Regions from separate parts of the Homo sapiens genome. Here all the other regions are linked to region 3. A link is an interaction called in ENCODE POLR2A ChIA-PET data of the cell type or tissue named here. Cell type or tissue: PC-3. All regions are shown on one strand. Each heading gives the region's core, and the rest is flanking DNA. Links, peaks and the distances in the headings are about the cores only.

Evidence for each region. ChIA-PET counts read pairs that join two places held together with the same protein. Peaks named below come from ENCODE experiments on the same cell type or tissue, not always from the same donor. Only the 100,000 strongest peaks of a DNase experiment are listed, where the experiment ranks them.
Region 1: POLR2A ChIA-PET joins it to region 3 with 6 read pairs; 4 of 35 experiments call an interaction of 5 or more read pairs at or near these places.
Region 2: POLR2A ChIA-PET joins it to region 3 with 5 read pairs; 3 of 35 experiments call an interaction of 5 or more read pairs at or near these places.

The regions. Positions count from the first base shown.
Region 1 is chr10:34,953,834-34,959,567 of GRCh38, reverse strand. No RefSeq gene overlaps it. Among named protein-coding and RNA genes, the nearest start is that of LINC02635, 16 kb to the left of the region's middle. RefSeq lists enhancers at 1-167, 168-668. In PC-3, for the core only: a CTCF peak has its summit at 2,643 (motif pointing left); DNase peaks (open chromatin) are centred at 2,607 and 5,237; H3K4me3 peaks cover 277 bases; H3K27ac peaks cover 124 bases.
Region 2 is chr10:34,859,510-34,865,243 of GRCh38, reverse strand. No RefSeq gene overlaps it. Among named protein-coding and RNA genes, the nearest start is that of PARD3-DT, 47 kb to the right of the region's middle. In PC-3, for the core only: a CTCF peak has its summit at 3,154; a DNase peak (open chromatin) is centred at 3,543; H3K27ac peaks cover 323 bases.
Region 3 is chr10:34,703,009-34,708,742 of GRCh38, reverse strand. The region is part of intron 1 of PARD3 (par-3 family cell polarity regulator); the gene reads left to right. Among named protein-coding and RNA genes, the nearest start is that of PARD3, 110 kb to the left of the region's middle. In PC-3, for the core only: no CTCF peak of the experiment used is centred there; a DNase peak (open chromatin) is centred at 3,012.

The DNA of each region.
Region 1 (5,734 bases), core at 455-5,454, 250 kb before region 3:
GGCAGCATCAGCCCAGCAGGGGTCTGTGTTACCTTTGAAAACGGACACACTGGAGTGAACTGGCCACAGGCAGCCGGGGCTCCCTTGGGCATGTCTGGCTTCCATGTCAGCTGGATGGCAGATCACGGAACACAAAGTGGAAGCCCAGGAGGAACTGCAAGGATTTTTTTTTTTTTTGAGATGGACTCTCGCTCTGTCACCCAGGCTGGAGTGCAGTCGCGCGATCTCAGCTCACTGCAACCTCTATGTCCCAGGTTCAAGCAATTCTCCTGCCTCACCCTATGGAGTAGCTGGGATTACAGGCACGCGCCACCACACCTGGCTAATTTTTGTCTTTTTAGCAGAGACGGGGTTTCACCATGTTGGCCAGGCTGGTCTTGAATGCCTGACCTCAAGTGATCCGCCTACCTTGACCTCCCAAAGTGCTAGGATTACAGGTGTGAGCCACTGTGCTCAGCCAGGAATGCTTTTAATGGAATCTGCAGGGCAAGGGAGAACTTTCCAGAACAACTTTATATTTAATTAACTTTAGAGGTTCACAGTTTTTTGTTTGTTTGTTTGTTTTAATGGTATAAAGATCACTGATCGGCCGGGTGCAGTAGCTCACGCTTGTAATCCCAGCACTTTGGGAGGCCGAGGTGGGCGGATCACCTGAGGTCAGGAGTTCAAGACCAGCCTGGTCCAACATGGTGAAACCCCGTCTCTACTAAAAATACAAAAATTAGCCAGGTGTGGTGACATGTGCCTGAATCCTAGCTACTGAGGAGGCTGAGGCAAGAGAATTGCTTGAACCTGGGAGGCCGAGGTTGCAGTGAGCCAAGATCATGCTATTGCAGTCGAGCCTGGGAGACAAGAGTAAACTCCATCTCAAAAATAAATAAATAAATAAATAAAAATAAAAAAATAAAGATCACTGATCAATGGGGACACCATACAGTGTCAAGTCCACATTCACTTTCACTGTCCCAGAGTGGAAAGGCATGAGTTCCTTTTCTCCTCGTTGACTTGCTAACTACCCTCACTCTGGCACTCAGCAGAGAGAGCAGCCCCCACCACATCCCAAATGCACACAGGGCCTGACCCCAGTCCAGTTACTCTTTTATTCACAAATTAGACCCTGGGCACATTGGTGACTGATGTACGTTGTGTTTTTTTCTGTTGAAATTCACTTTTGGAAATGGATGGTTAGGGAAAAGAGCTTCCATAGTGAAAACATTGCTGCAAATTATAAAAATCACTTTCTGAAGAAAGAAAGAGATTGGGCTGAGTGTGGCATCTCAGCCTATAATCCCAGCACTTTGGGAGGCTGAGGCAGGAGGATCGCTTGAACCCAGGAGTTTGAGACCAGTCTGGGCAATATAGCGAGACTCCCTCTCTACAAAGATTTTTTTTTTTAAATTAGCTGGGCATGGTGGTGCATGCCTGTAGTCCTAGCTACTCGGGAAGGCTCAGGGGATCCCTTGAGCTCAGGAGGTTGAGGCTGCAGTGAACTATGATTGAGCCACTGCACTACAGCCAGGGTGACCGCAAGACCCTGTCTCCAAAAATAAATAAATAAAAATAAAAGAAAGAAAAAGAAAATGGCTAAGAGGAGAGGCAGGGGAAGATGCCTCTTTTGGAAATGGGGTGTTGCCATACTGTCCAGGCTGGGTTCAAACTCATGATCCTCCTCCTTCAGCCTCTCGAGTAGCTGGGACTACAGGTGCATGCTGCTGTGTCCAGCCACTGTGCCCCTTTTCCCCAGCTGCCTCGGACTCCAGTGCAGAATGAGCACTGTATCCTGGTGTGGTCAGGGACCCAGGTGCCAGGCGGGCAACCGGAGCTCAGAGGCTGTCAGTCACGCCTGGACTCACTGCATGCACAGCCAGAAAGGGCTCCTGAGAGGCATCAGCAGCTGGCCACTTCCACCACCATCCAGGGAGTGAGGCTGGGAAGGCCTGAGCCCTCAGCCCACATGAGGCTGCCTCTGGGAGTGCCTGGCTGGGCCTGCCTTGGGAAATCGGACAGGACTGAGGAGAGGGAGAATCTAGAGACCACTCCTGACCCTTGAAAGTGTGTCCTGAGACTATGCGGTGTAGAATCCTTGAAGAAGTAATATCAAGACAAGAATAAAAAAGAAAGGTGGGATGCAGTGGCTCACGCTTGTAATCCCAGCACTTTGGGAGGCCGAGGCAGGGAGATCATGATGTCAGGAGTTCGAGACCAGCCTGGCCAACACAGTATAACCCCGTCTCTACTAAAAATACAAAAATTAGCTGGGCATGGTGGTGTGTGCCTGGGTCCCAGCTACTCAGGAGGCTGAGGCAGGAGAATCGCTTGAACCCAGGAGACAGAGGTTGCGGTGAGCCGAGATCGTGCCACTGCCCTCCAGTCTGGGCAACAGAGCGAGAGTCAGTCTAAAAAAATGAAAAAAAGAAAAAAAGAAAGAGAGCTAAAAGGAAGCTCATTAACAGGAGACCTGGGTATAAGCAGGCATCTCTCCTTTCCCTGGGTGTAAGTGGGTCTCTCCTCTTCCTCTGGGTTCTGTGCACTTCATCAGGTTGATGACTCACGGTGGCTGGGTTATGGCAGCAGGGTTCATCCTGGCGAGCTGGACAAGCACAGCTTTGAGGGTTAGACAAGATAAAGAAGGACTGCACCCATGGGTACCTCTAGTGGCTAAGAGGGAAAGGAGAAAACAGAAGCTCCTCCTCAAGCTGATGATGGGCTGGGAGCGGTGGCTCACCTCTGTAACCCTAGCACCTTAGGAGGCCAAGGCAGCAGGATTGCTTGAGGCCATGAGTTCAGGACCTGCCTGGGCAATATAGTAAGACCCCAACTCTATAAAAATAAATTGAATTATTTATTTATTTATTTTGAGACATAGTCTTGCTCTGTTACCCAGGCTGGAGTGCAGTGGCATGATCTCGGCTCACTGCAACCTCTGCCTCCCAGGTTCAGGTGATTTCATGCCTCAGCCTCCAGAGTAGCTGGGATTACAGGCGTGCGCCACCACACCGAGCTAATTGTTGATATTTTTAGTAGAGACAGGGTTTCACCATGTTGGCCTGGCTGGTCTTGAACTCCTGGCCTCAAGTGATCCACCCGCCTCGGCCTCCCAAAGCGCTGGAATTACAGGTGTGAGCCACCCTACCTGGCCTGAACTAAATTTTTTGTTTTTGCTTTTATTTTTTAAGACAGAGTCTCGCTCTGTTGCCCAGGCTGGAGTGCAGTGGTGTGATCTCAGCTCACTGCAACCTCCGCCTCCCGGATTCAAGTGATTCTCGTGCCTCAGCCTCCGAGTAGCTGGGACTACAGGCACGCACCACCACGCCTGGCAGATTTTTGTATTTTTAGTAGAGACGGGGTTTCACTATGTTGGGCAGGCTGGTTTTGAACTCCTGACCTCAGGTGATCCGTCCACCTCGGCCTCCCAAAGTGCTGGGATTACAGACATGAGCCACTGTACCTGGCCTAAACTAAATTTTTAAAAAACCTGATGACTAATTGGAAAAAACAATGTTCCCAGAGACCCTGACCAGAGAAGAGAATTATGTTTATCAAATCTTGAGTCCTCTTCTCTTTTTCCTTACCCCACCTTTCCTTGCCCAGGCTAGTTTATAGACATAGAGTGCTGAAAAAAAATTCGAACTAGATTTTCAAGTCCCCCTGCGTACCCAGCCCTATTTATGCTAATTTTGAAGTGGTTAAATCAATGATTCCCAGCCTTGATTTTAGGACACCCCCAGGCGTCTTGAATTATTCCAAGAGCTATTGTGAAATTCCAAAAATAAAATCGTTTTAATTTCCTGCATTTTAAAATAAGTACACACCTTGTGCTCTCTAAAATCACATGCTTTTGGAGGAGAAAGATTGTGAAATCCTGCGGAAAAACTCATTTGGATGCCAGCAGTTTGGCCACAGCAATCAAAATACCACTTTATATTTGGGTAATGCTCTGTGGCTTTGAGAGCACTTTCTGATAAGTAGGTTAGTGAGGACATGTGTGAATCAACACAAAAGATACTTCTTCTAGCCTGGATGTTGCACTAGAGGTAGGAAACAACCACACAGCCTTCCTTTGGAGCAAATACTGGCTCCTCTGGGACACTTCAATTTGTCACCGACTGGTGGAGGGGGAGTCTGGAAGGAGGCTGGTGACACAGGCTTGGGCTGCAGTGGCCCAGTATGGGTGAGGCCAACTGGGTGATGGGGGCATCCGGTCACTGTCAAAGCAAAGGAAGAGGAGGCAGCTCCAGGCTGGCTATCTCCCGAGCCCCAGTGAGTCTCCAAGTCAAAGCCTGAGGCAGCACCACAGGATGGCCGGGTCCCCAACTCCAGAACTTTCCCTGGCTGCCAGATGGGCAGCATTCTTTGCTTTATAGTGAGAAAGTGAGGCCATCAAACCTTATATAATTGATGTCACTGTTGAGGGCCCTGTGACTACCATGGCTGTTGTCTCCAATGTGTCTTCCCTGTACAGTGTCCCCGGGGTCCTGGGGAGGCCCAGGGGTGAGGACTTTCTCTGGAGCCTGAGGAAATGGACGTGGGACCTGAGTCAGGGTGTGGGAGAGAACCTGTGAGCTTGCTGAGCTTCCAGTGGAACCAGGCGAGCAAAGAGCAAAATGCCAAGGTATGGAGCATGCCATACTCTAGGTGGCAACTTTTCTTAAAAGCCACTTTAGGCCAGAGCGGCAGTGGACACCTGGAGCCCCAGCACTTTAGGAGGCTGAGGCGGGTGGATCACTTGAGCCCCGAAGTTCGAGACCAGCCTGGCCAACATGGTGACACCCCGTCTCTACTAAAAATACAAAAATTAGCTGGGCGTGGTGGCGAGCTCCTGTAATCCCAGCTACTTGGGAGGCTGAGGCACAAGAATCACTTGAACCTGGGAGGTGGAGGTTGCAGTGAGCCGAGATCATGCTACTGCACTCCAGCCTGGGCAACAGCGTTGAGACCCTGTCTCAAAACAAAAAAAAAAAAAAAAAGGAAAAAAAATCCTTATCTACAAGCCATCAGAAAGGTGGGGACTCCCTTTCCTCCTCACTTGGCTCCCTACAAATAAACACTTTGCTTTCTCCCACTATCCAGGTCAATATAAATATCTGGTCTTACCACACCAGGGAGCCAACCCCAGTTCAGTTCTACAACACTACAGCGACTTCTGCCATTTTTGCAGATTAGAGCATGAGCCTCAGGCTGTCAGCGGAGAAGGCAGGAACCTGTTTCTCCGGCTCTGGCTTGGCTCCGTTCTGGGGCTGCTTCCTCCTGCCAGCAGCCCAGGTGAGCAGCCTGAGTTCGGGAGTGGTTTCTTGGCAGTGAACCAGGCACTTGGGGACTGAAGAGAGCAATTTACCTTTTCTAGGTTCTTCCACCTCAAGGGCCTCCCAGCAGCCTAAATAAGTTGCTACTAAAAAGTTCCTATAGCACTTTACAGTTTACAAGATGTTTGAGCAAATATCAATTCAGTCCTCCAAACGACATTATGAGGCAATAATCTGATGTTAATGTACCTACTGTGGGTTGGCAGATGCTTCCTTACCTTAGTGATCAGGTTTGCTATTTTGCAGACAAGGAACTGGGAGGTCCAGCAAGTAACAGAGCTGGTGAGCAGCAAGGATGGGACTGAAGTTCAGCTCTGCTTTATTCCGAAGCTCATGCTCCCCACCAACCCAGTGTGCCGCCTCTCTGTATAATTCTCGGAACTCGGTTAGTTCAGACATGCAAGGGTCTGCTCCCATGGGAGGTGGGGTAC
Region 2 (5,734 bases), core at 455-5,454, 160 kb before region 3:
GGCCAACATGGTGAAACCCTGTCTCTACTAAAAATACAAAAAATTAGCTGCGTGTGGTGGTGGGCCTCTGTAGTCCCAGCTACTCTGGAGGCTGAAGCAGGAGAATTGCTTGAACCCAGGAGGTGGAGCTTGCAGTGAGCCGAGATCATGCCATTGCACTCCAGCCTGGGCAAAAGCACGAGACTCCATCTCAAAAAATAAAAATAAAAAAATTGTTTTCTCTTAATGTCATCCTATCTTATTGGAGACTCAGTATTCTCCCGTGGAGAACTTTTATTCAGCATAAACACAAAGCGAGACCTGAATGGGCACTGTACCCTTTCTCTATTCTGATCTCCTAAAAGCTCAAGACACTTCTGAAACAGAACATTTTGTTATTTGGAAAGTTTCCAAAATCAGTGAATTATTTGCTGTCTGGAGTTCAGCCTTTGGAAAGCAAGTGCTTCTACTAGATTTTCTATAACTATGGCTTTAACTCATGGGTCTTTTCCTGCTATATTTTGTTCTCTTAACTTTTACCAAGCACCACTTTTTTCGTGTGTGAGATTTTTCACTCTGCAGCACTTCACGTAGGGCTAGATTTTGACTCTATGGCTTGTTGGCAGCTAACTGCCACTGTTTTATTGATAGTTTCTGACCGGGATTAGATTTACTTCCAGATGCTGTGAACAGATAGGCAAGGATACACCACTCATTACATTTACAAGTACTTTTTTTCGAAGAAGTTATTCATCACAATAACAATACGCGAGCCATCTCCTTATTAATGCCCAAACTACCCAGTTAAAGCAAGTGTTAAGACAACAGAAAACGCTAAAGAACTATTTACTACAGTACCTTGTCACTCACGTGGAGTAAGCTCTTTCTTCCACCTACAGACTGTCCTAGGTTATTTTTATGACTTCTGAAACCATCTGTTCTAACCTGCTCTCTGCTGCTCTTTGGAATACAGATGTTAATTACCTTTTCAACATTTTGCTGCTCCTTGCTTAGAGCCTCAAATTGAATTTGTTTTTTTTTCCCTAGTTTTTTGTTGCAGCAAAACTCAAGACTCTTCTCTCTCAACCATTTTATTTAGAGGGACACGGATCTGCTCTGTTGGGAGGACAACGGAAATGACACTTCCTCTGTCTGCACTTAGTACCCAACTAACATTAAGCCTTCTCCCTCTAAGCTGAATACGATAACCTGAATTATAAACATCTGAAACGTGTTTTTTTTTTTTTTTTTTTTGGAGATAGAGTCTCCCTCTGCACCCAGGCTTGAGCGAAATGAGGCAATCTTGGCTCACTGCAACCTCAACCCCCTGGGCTCAAGTGATCCTCCTACCTCAGCCTCCCAAGTAGCTGGGACCATAGGCATGCACTCATGCCTGGCTAATTTTTGTATTTTTTTGAAGAGACAGGGTTTTGCCATGTTGCGCAGGCTGGTCTCAAAATCCTGGGCTCAAGTGATCCTCCTGCCTTAGCCTCCCAAAGGCAGGGATTGTAGGCATGAGCCACCTCACCTGGCCTGAAACGTCTCTCTTCTATTTTTTATTTTTGAGACGGAGTCTTGTGTTCTGTCCCCCAGGCTGGAGTGCAGTGGTGCAATCTCGGCTCACTGCAAGCTCCACCTCCTGGGTTCACGCCATTCTCCTGCCTCAGCCTCCAGAGTAGCTGAGACTACAGGCGCCTGCAACCACGCCTGGCTAATTTTTTGTATTTTTATTAGAGACGGGGTTTCACCGCGTTAGCCAGGATGGTCTTGATCTCCTGACCTTGTGATCCGCCCGCCTCGGCCTCCCAAAGTGCTGGGATTACAGGTGTGAGCCGCCGCGCCCGGCCTGAAACATCTCTTAAACAGGATGCCTGTAAATAGGCCAGGTATGGTGGCAAGACTCCGTCTCAAAAAAAAAAAAAGAAAAGAAATTAAGTATTTGTTATTTGATAACGTCTTATAAAACTTTTTGCTAATTAAAATTCTTCATATTACAAAAAACTGCAGAGGGAAGAATGTCTTACAGTTGAAAAGAGTGGACTTTTGTGCAGTTGAGGGAGCTCTTGAATTTTATGATTCTGCTGCCTTGGTAGTTGATAATTGAGCTAAACAGAAAGAAAACAGTGGGAAAAGAAAAGGTCATGGTGCTAGACAAGAATCAATTCTCAACAAAGTGTTTGCTGAACAAATAAATTAAATGGGCTGGGTGTGGTGGCTCACAGCTGTAATTCCGGCACCTTGGAAGGCCAAGGCAGACAGTTTGCTTGAGCCCAGAAGTTTGAGACCAGCCTGGGTAACCTGGCAAAACCCTATCTCAACAAAAAATAAAAAATTAGCCGGGCATGGCGGCTTGCACCTGTAGTCCCAGCTTCTCGGGAGGCTGAAGTGGGAGGATCTCTTGAGCCTGGGAGGTTGAGGCTACAGTGAGCCATGATCATGCCACTGAATGGCAGCCTGGGCAACAGAGCAAGACTCTGGGGGTGGGGGGGAAAAAAGAAGAAAAAGGAGGAGGAGAAGAAGAAATTAAATGGAGAAAAGAAAGGGACCCTGAAAACTTAAAAACAGGGTTACAATGGACAGGATCACAGAGCTTCTGGGATAAAATTCTACTAAAAATGGCCAGGCGTGGTGGCTCATGCCTGTAATCCCAGCACTTTGGGAGGCCGAGGCAGGCAGATCGCTTGTGGTCAGAAGTTTGTGACAAGCCTGGCCAACATGATGAAATCCCCTCTCTACTAAAAATACAAAAATTAGTGGGGCATAGTGGTGTATGCCTGTAATCCCAGCTACTCAGGAGACTGAGACAGGAGAATCTCTTGAACCCAGGAAGTAGAGGTTGCAGTGGGCTGAGATTGTACCACTGCACTCCGGCCTGGGTGACAGAGCAAGACTCGGTCTCAAAAAAAAAAAAAAAAATCTATTTAAAACACTCAGAGTACCCCATTTTGAACTCGAGTATGGTTTTGTAATGGGAAGAAACGTGTTTCTTCTTTGATTAAATTCTGAAGGATAAAAATAAAGATGAACAAGAGGAAACAAATGAGATGACGAACAGAAGATGAAGGCAAAGAGAAGAAAAAAGACTACTTTTTTAACACTGTTAAAGACAGTGTTTGCAAATTATGTAAATTTTTTCACTTTTCTTTTCTGTTTTTCTCTCTTGCTTTGTTTCCTTCGTTCTAGCATTTAAACTCTGAGTTCCAAAGGGAAGTTTAAGTGCAATTTGGAAGTACGTTAAGTAAGACAACACCAGGTGGCAAATAGCAATTTAATTCTCCTTGCCAGCAGAGCTAAAGACTTAGTGTGCTCTTTATTAGGAGAGCTGGGGGTGGGCAAGATGCCTGGAGAGAGAGAGGGCGGTAGGAAAAGGCCATTTAGTGTGTGTTGTGATGAAGGATGCACAGCAATTGTTTGGGTTTTCAAAAGAAATTATTTTAATGCATGCATTAATTCTCCTTTTCATCTCACTGCCTGCCAGAAAATTGGTTGTACAAGCGTTCAAGGCATTTTCCCTGGACCAGATATTTACACAGGAGTACTGTGTTGACATTATGTGGCTTCGGATTTCAGCGGGCAGGCTGATGCCTCTTGGGACATGTAAGTGCAGAAGGCAAGGCCTGCCACGCCCGTGAGAAGGGAGCCAGCTTCAGAGAGGGCTCCAAGGTTCATATTTGTTCTCCAAACCAAGTCAAGGGTGGTACTTTTTGTTTTGAAAATATAAGGGTCTGCTTCTGAACTCTTCCATGCATTTATATCCTATTTGGGTTTTATCCAACGGGAAAATTGGGTTTGGGGGACCCCTAAAAACTGTCTTTTAATTTTTATGTATTTATTTATTATTTTTTGAGACAACGACTTGCTCTGTCTCCCAGGCTGGAGTGCAATGGCACAATCTCAGCTCACTGCAGCTTTGACCTCCTGGGCTCAAGGGATCCTCCCAGCTCAGTTTTCTGAGTAGCTGGGACCACAGGTGTGCGCCACCAGGCCCAGCTAATTATTGTATTTTTTTGTAGAGATAGGGTCTCGCTGTGTTTCCCAGGCTGGTCTCAATGTCCTGGGCTCAAGTGATCCGCCCACCTCAGCCTCTCAAAGTGCTGGGATTACAGGCGTGAACCATGGTGCCCAGCCTCCAAAAACTATATAGATGATGATAAATAAATATCATTTAAGATAAAGTATTGCAGTTATACTTTTGGGAAATAGAAAAAAAAAGATAGTCCGGAAGATATAGCTGTTGATACTGTTGTTATTTTGGCTCCTATGACCATTAGAATCGTCAGCCCCTCTCCCTCTGCAGAAGTCCCTGGAGCTCTGTCTTCATCCTTGGCAGGGAGACCCTTTAACTTTTTTCTTTATTTTTCTTACTCTTTTGTGAAGGCCATTGAGTATGAATTGAAGAAGCAGGTAGAAAGTTTTTCTGTTGGCTGGCTGCAGTGGCTCAGGATAGTAATCCCAGCACTTTGGGAGGCTAAGGCGAGAGGATCACTTGAGCCCGGGAGTTTGAGATCAGCCTGGGCATTGCAACAAGACCCCATCTCAGTTTTTTTTTTTTTAAAGGACATTTTTCTCAAAGGAACTGAATATAAAAAGAGAAACATGCAGATGCGGGGGATAATTTGGTAAGATTTGGAGAGTGGGCACTCTGTCCGACAGCCCCACTGCCATGAAACAGGTTATCCAGAGACCTGCATCTGCGGTGGTCATCCAGAGTGGCCCTCAGACAAACCCAGGAGTGCTGGTGCCTTCACCTCTCCCACCCTACCCTGTCCACAAAGCGGGTTGCATTGCCTCAGTTACAGGAGGAGACCACTGAGGTCTGGGCACAATTTTTTTTCTGTCACCCAGGCTGGAGTGCAGTGGTGCAATCTCGGCTCACTGCAACCTCTGCCTCCCAGGTTCAAGCGATTCTCCTGCCTCAGCGTCCTGAGTAGCTGGGATTACAGGTGCACGCCACCACACCCGGCTAATTTTTTGTGTTTTTAGTAGAGATGGGGTTTCACCATGTTGGCCAGGCTGGTCTCAAACAAACCTCAGGTGATCCACCCGTCTCAGCCTCCCAAAGTGCTGGGATTGTAGGTGTGAGCCACCGCGCCCGGCCAGTGCAGAATTTTTGCCCATACTCATGGCTGCTCATGTGTTTCTGTGAGGAGTCAGCCAGAATTTGGGCTGCAGAGATTCTAGGTCTGAAGACCACACACTATTTGGAATGTTCCTTTTAGAAAAGAATGCTGTAGGAGGCAATATGAAGACATTTTAAATATAGTTCTCAAAAACACGTTCTTTTTTTGTTTTTGTTTTGTTTTGTTTTTGGCATAAAGTTATGAGCGGGGGCTCGAGATCTGACTGGGGTCAAATCCTGTGCCGGTGCCTCAGTTTGCCCATCTGTAAGTGGGGTTAATCGTAGAACCCATGTCATATGTCATGATTGGTATGAGAGTTAAATGAGTTCTTGCATATAAAACACTTTGCACAATGCTTGTCTCATAGTAACCATTAAATGTGTTTTGTTGTTGTTTTTGGAGATAGGGCCTTGGTCTCTCACCCAGTTTGGAGTGCAGTGATGCAATCATAGCTCACTGCAGCCTTGAACTCCTGGCCTCAAGTGATCCTCCCACCTTGGCCTCCCAAAATGCTGGGATTACAGGTGTGAGTCACCATGACTAGCCAGCATTAAATATATTTACTACTAATATATTGTGAATAATGTTCATGCACAATGAGGTTAAGAACCTCTTACATTGCACAATTTTACTAC
Region 3 (5,734 bases), core at 382-5,381:
TTGATCTAGAAAAGTCCCCAGGTTATTTTTTTAATGACATATTTTTAACGTTTTCTCTTGAAAAATTTCTAATGTACACTTTAGTGAAATGCACCACTGATACTTTAGATTCACCAGTTGTTTACATTTGCTACGTTGTTTTTCTATCTCTATAAACATAAAGATACACATTAGTAATAGTATGCATTTTTTTGTCCTGAACCATTTGAGACTAAAGTACAGATATTATAACACTTCTCACCCTTATTACTTAAGCATACATTTCCTCAAAAAATGACTGTTCGTTGTATAACTAGTACAATGATCACATTCAGAAAACTTACCAATGTATCATTCCATTACCTAACTTAATTTGACAAATTTCTTCAGTTGTCCTTTCCTTTTTCATAGTACTTTTTCTTTCCAGATGCAGTATCCACTCCAGGATCATACATTGCACTTAGATATCAGACGAAGTGGACTTTTTTTTTTTTTTCCTTTAAAGATCAGTGCAATTGCGTTGTAAAGACAAGACAAAAAACAAAGAAAAACTCATATTCTGGATTTGTCTGATTGTTTCCTTATGGTATTGTTTACCTTGGTTCTCTATCCCCTGTATTTCCTGTAAAGAAGAAGTGAGGCTATGTTTTGATTAGGTTCAATCAGGAGGATGCTGCTATCAGTAGGAATGAAGAAGGCAGGAAGTTGGTGTTAGAGGGAAGATAAGGAATATAAGCTTTATCTATTTGAAGTAAAATAGGACTCCATAAAAACATTGTCCAGTCATAAGTAATTCCCAAATGGGTATTCTTTTGTTTGTTGCATAAAAATTTCCTGGCAGGCTTTTAAAACAAGCTCCTTGGAGGATTCAGACTGCTCCCAGGGTGAGGTGCAGTGAGAGGTGGATGTTTGAAGTGGGAGTGCTGGGAGGGTTCTGGTCTAAAGATGTGGCGTTAGCAATCCCCTGCACAGAGCCTGGAGTTGAAATAACACTGAGAAAGGACTCTGACAGTGAACACTGAGATTATCTGTATGCTTATAGGAGACAAATATGTGTGTGTGTGTTCATGGTAACCATTTTAAAGATGTAATAGCTAACATCTGTTTGATTTCCGAAGTTTGGATAGAAGCACTAAACCCACGAGTTGTTGGGCTAAAACGTAGTGTATAGAAGAGGCACAAGGTGTTTCAGCTTCCTCTCTGATCTCTTCTCGCCCCTCATTCTGAATCACTGGTTCTCAAACCTCAGTGTGCATCAGAAACACCTGGAGGGCTAGTTTAAATGTATAAATAGGTGGTTGGTCCTTCCTCCAGAGACTTTTTTTTTGGTGGTGTATCCCGCTTGGGATTGGAATTTCCAGTGTATTATCAGGTGATGCTGGCCTGGACTCCCACTTGGAGAACCACCACTTTAAATCATGATGTGATTAGAACATGTAATAGAATTTTTCATGGTGTGGCTTTTCAGACTTGGTTTTAACAGCCAACACTTTTTTTCTTCTTTTCTTTTTTTTTTTTTGAGACAGGGTCTCACTCTGTCACCCAGACTGGAGTGCAGTGGCACGCCACTGCTTACTGCAGCCTTGACCTCCTGGGCTGAAGCGATCATCCCACCTCAGCTTCCCAAGTGGCTCGGACCACAGGTGCGCACTACCACACCTGGCTAATTTTTGTATTTTTAGTATAGATGGGGTTTCACCATGTTGGCCAGGCTGGTCTCAAACTCCTGACCTCAAGTGATCTGACCACCTCAGCCTCCCAAAGTGCTAGGATTACAGGTGTGAGCTACCGAACCCAGCCCTAATTTTTAAAATTTTTTGTGGAGACAGGATCTCACTGTGTTGTCCAGGCTGGTCTCTAACTCCTGGGCTCAAATGATCCTCCTGCCCCACCCTCCCAAAGTGCTGGGATTAGAGGCGTGAGCCACAACACCTGGCCCTTTTTATTAAAATACTTTATGGATCTCGTCTTTTTATTTTAATTAATTAATTTAATTGATTTTTGGGACAAGGTTTCACTTTGTTACCCCAGCTGGAGTGCAGTGGTACAATCGTGGCTCACAGCAGCCTCAACCTTCCAGGCTCAAGTGATCCTCATGCCTCAGCCTCCTGAGTAGCTGGGACTACTGGTACCTGCCACCACGTCCAGCTAAGTTTTTTTGTTTTGTTTTGTTTTCTGTATTTTATAGAGACAGGGTCTTGCCATATTGCCCAGGCTGGTCTAGGCCCTCTGAACTCAAGCAATCTGCCATGGCCTCCCAGAGTGCTGGGATTACAGGTGTGGGCCACCACGCCTGGCCTGGATCTTCTCTTTATGTACTGTATTAACAAATGAAGCTGTTGAGAAGAGGCTGGGAGGAGGGGCTGTGGAAAGAAGACAAGCAACCCTGACGCTTCAGATTGGAAACTGCCAGTGTTAGTCTGAGAAAGGACTTGGGAATAAATCAGCAGACCTGGGCTGGAGTCCTGGCTGCCAGCATTTATGAATTGTGACCTCTTGCCGGCTATTTATGCTCTCTGAGTCTCAGTTCTCTCCTCTGAAAATAGGAATTATAAGCCCTCTTTCCACATGAGATAATGCACATGAATGCATTTTTTAAAATTGTAAAATGCAGTGCAGATCTAACTGGTGGTTACTGCTGTCTCATTCTTGCCTTGGCTGTGTCCTGTGCCAGCGCTGTAGTCTGAGGCCATTCCCTTCATTTCTGTAGAATGGTGGAGGAGTTGAAGGACTTCCATGACTTTGTGTTGGCATGAAAGTCATGTCAGATCTTGGAGGTCATCGATGGGCTGATTTCTCATATTATTGAATAATGTGTGACCCTGTGAGAGATTATGTGCTAGTTCTAATAAGACTAAATGCCAGAAACTTATTTCCTTGAGGTTGGACTTCACCTGGTTTCATGCCTCCATTTTCACTTTTGATTGATGAGATAAATGAAGCTATCCACCTGTCAAGGGAGGCAGCAGGTTTGTGGTTTGCTCTGTCTTGTGTTGTGGTGCTGAGGTTTTGGCATTGGTATTGGGTGTGGTTTGGAGTGGAGAATGGGGGCCGAGCAGTGTACTTAGCATGAGATATTAGTCCCTCCCTTGTGGTGATACAGGTCATTATTTTGTTGTTGAACATCAGCTATGACATCTGACTGTCTGTCTTCTCCCTGTATTGAGAAGGCAACACAAACATTTGTATAATGTTTAGCAGTGTTCCTGTAACAAGATTGAAGATGGGTCCTATGTTTCAGTTTATTGGAAAAGATTGGCTTTTTTTTTTTTTCCTGAGACAGGGTCTGAACTTGTTGCCCAGGCTGGAGTGCAGTGGTATGATCACAGCTTACTGTATTGTCCACCTCCCGGGCTCAAGTGATCCTCCTGCTTTAGCCTCCCCAGTAGCTGGGACTATAGGCACACACCACCATGCCCAGCTAATTAAAAAACCAAAAATAACAACAAGAAAAAACTTATTTGTGAGATGGGGTCCCCCTACATTGGCCAGGCTGGTCTTGAACTCCTGGGCTCAAGCAATCCTCCTGCCTCCACCTCTCAAAAGTGCTGGGATTACAGGCGTGAGCTACTGCACCTGGCCAATCAGCATTTTTAAAAATGAAGCTGATTAAATCAGGAAAAGTCAGAATTGCATGTGTGATATCTATCTTGAAGTGCTAATGATTCATTTTTTTTTTAAGAACAGAACTTCAGAATATATTCTAAAAATGTTTGTTTTTGGCTTAAATAAATTGGAGAGTTACCCAGAGAATCTAGAGAGAAGCATAGTTCCTGCTGATCGTGCTCTTTTGTTGACTTTTTAAAATGAAGTGTTTTAGAAGTCTGAGGGGCATTTTTAAAAACAAAACAAAAAAATGAAATGTTTTCTATTTGTTATATCACTAACTAGGACTTTATTTGTCTTGTTAACTTAACTATCATGTGGCTAATCTGGTTGGTGGATGCTAAACTGTAAACTGTGTGCCATGGTTATTATTTAAAGGACTTTTCAAACTTGTTTCTCTTTAGTCTTTGTGTTTCTCAATGTGACATGTGCACATGATCAGATAGCACTACTAGGATTGTTATGAAAAAGAGCAGAGCCTTCTTTGGGAGAGGTTGCCTTTTCCAACTCTTGCTCCTGGTTCTTTTGATATTTACTTTAATATTTTTATGTAAATTGCTTATCTCGTTTGTTTTTTCTTGTTGTTTGTCATCTATTGAGTTAACATGGAAGGTTTAACCCTATTTCACTACCGTATGTGTGCTATGCCCCCACTCACAGGTAGCCATTTCTAGGATCTCTGTCTCTTTGTGTGTGTTTGTGTCTGCCTTTCTCCTCCCTCTGTCACACTTACTTTTTAGACCACTTTGTTACAAAATATGGTTACAAATTTGATTAAATATTCTAGGTTCACATTATTTTTATTATTAAAGCTACTTACAGCTGAACCATGTATGATACCTTGATCACCTTTTCTTTCCTTCACAACTTTTGTGTTTTTCCTGAAATGAGGAATGTTTTTTCCTTTGGTTGATCTTCTGTACATTTATAACTAATTAGCCTTAGCCTTAGTCAGTTGTTAAAATTGTGTCTTGCTGTGTTTAGTTGCATTGGGTACTCTTTCAGTGCCATTTTGAAGAGGTCACATTTGGGGTGTCTGGACTGGTCACTCTGCTCCAGGTTTGCAGCTGACGTCCTGGAATATGGGATCCACCTTCACCATCGTCCCGGGAGCTGTCTTCTGTGTTATGTCTCCTGTTTTCATATGCTGTGTCATTCTCATTCATGGTTTATTGCCTTATTTTGTTGGAACACATCTTCCACTTACAAAGGGGTAATGTTTTTGGAAACGTTGCATTTCTAAAAAAGGTCTTTTTTCTACCTTCATACTTTACCGGTATTTGGGCAAGAAATGGAATTCTAGGATGGGGGACTATTTCTTGTAGGAGTTTTGAAGTCACTGGTAGATGATTGTCTAGATTCCAGTATTGCTGTGACTCCTTTTCCCTCACTGTGGCCTGTGCTTTATTTTCTGGATGTTCTCCTTCCCTTCCCCCCACCAATCTTCTGTTTTTCTTCTGTGTTCTGATGTGCCTTGGTGTATGTCTGCTTTTATACATTGTGTTGGGGTCTCTATGGAACTTTTTAATGTGGAAACATATGTCATTTTGGGGAATTAAGTTGAAATTGTTTTTGGTTATTTCTCTGTTTTCCCAATTCTCTTTTTCTAGAACTCCTGTTATTCAAGTTGCTTGACTTACTTGACTGGTCTAATTTTATTATTAGCCTTTTTTATCTTCTTTGTCTTTTTTTTTTTTCCAACTTCCTAGGGGAGATATTTTCAACTTCTCTTAATTTTCCTATTGAGCTCTTAGTATTTTGTTTAGTTTTTTTTGGACAGAGTGTCTGTCACACAGGCTAGAGTGCAGTGGCCCAGTCGTAACTCACCATAGCCTTGAACTCCTGGGCTCAAGCAGTCTTTCTGCCTCAGCCTCCTGAGTAGCTGGGACTGTGGGTGCATGCCACCACACCTGACTTATTTTTATGGTTTTTTTTTTTGTACAGATGGGATCTTGCTGTGTTGCCCAGGCTGGCCTTAAACTCCTGGCCTCAAGCAGTTCACCTGCCTTGGCCTCCAAAGTGCTGGGATTACAGGAATGAACCACTGTGCCTGGCCTGTTTTTCATATTTTAATTCCAAAATACTTTTTTTAAAAAAATTCTCTCTCACCACGTTTCTTTCTTTCTTGCTTTCCTCCCTTCTCATATTC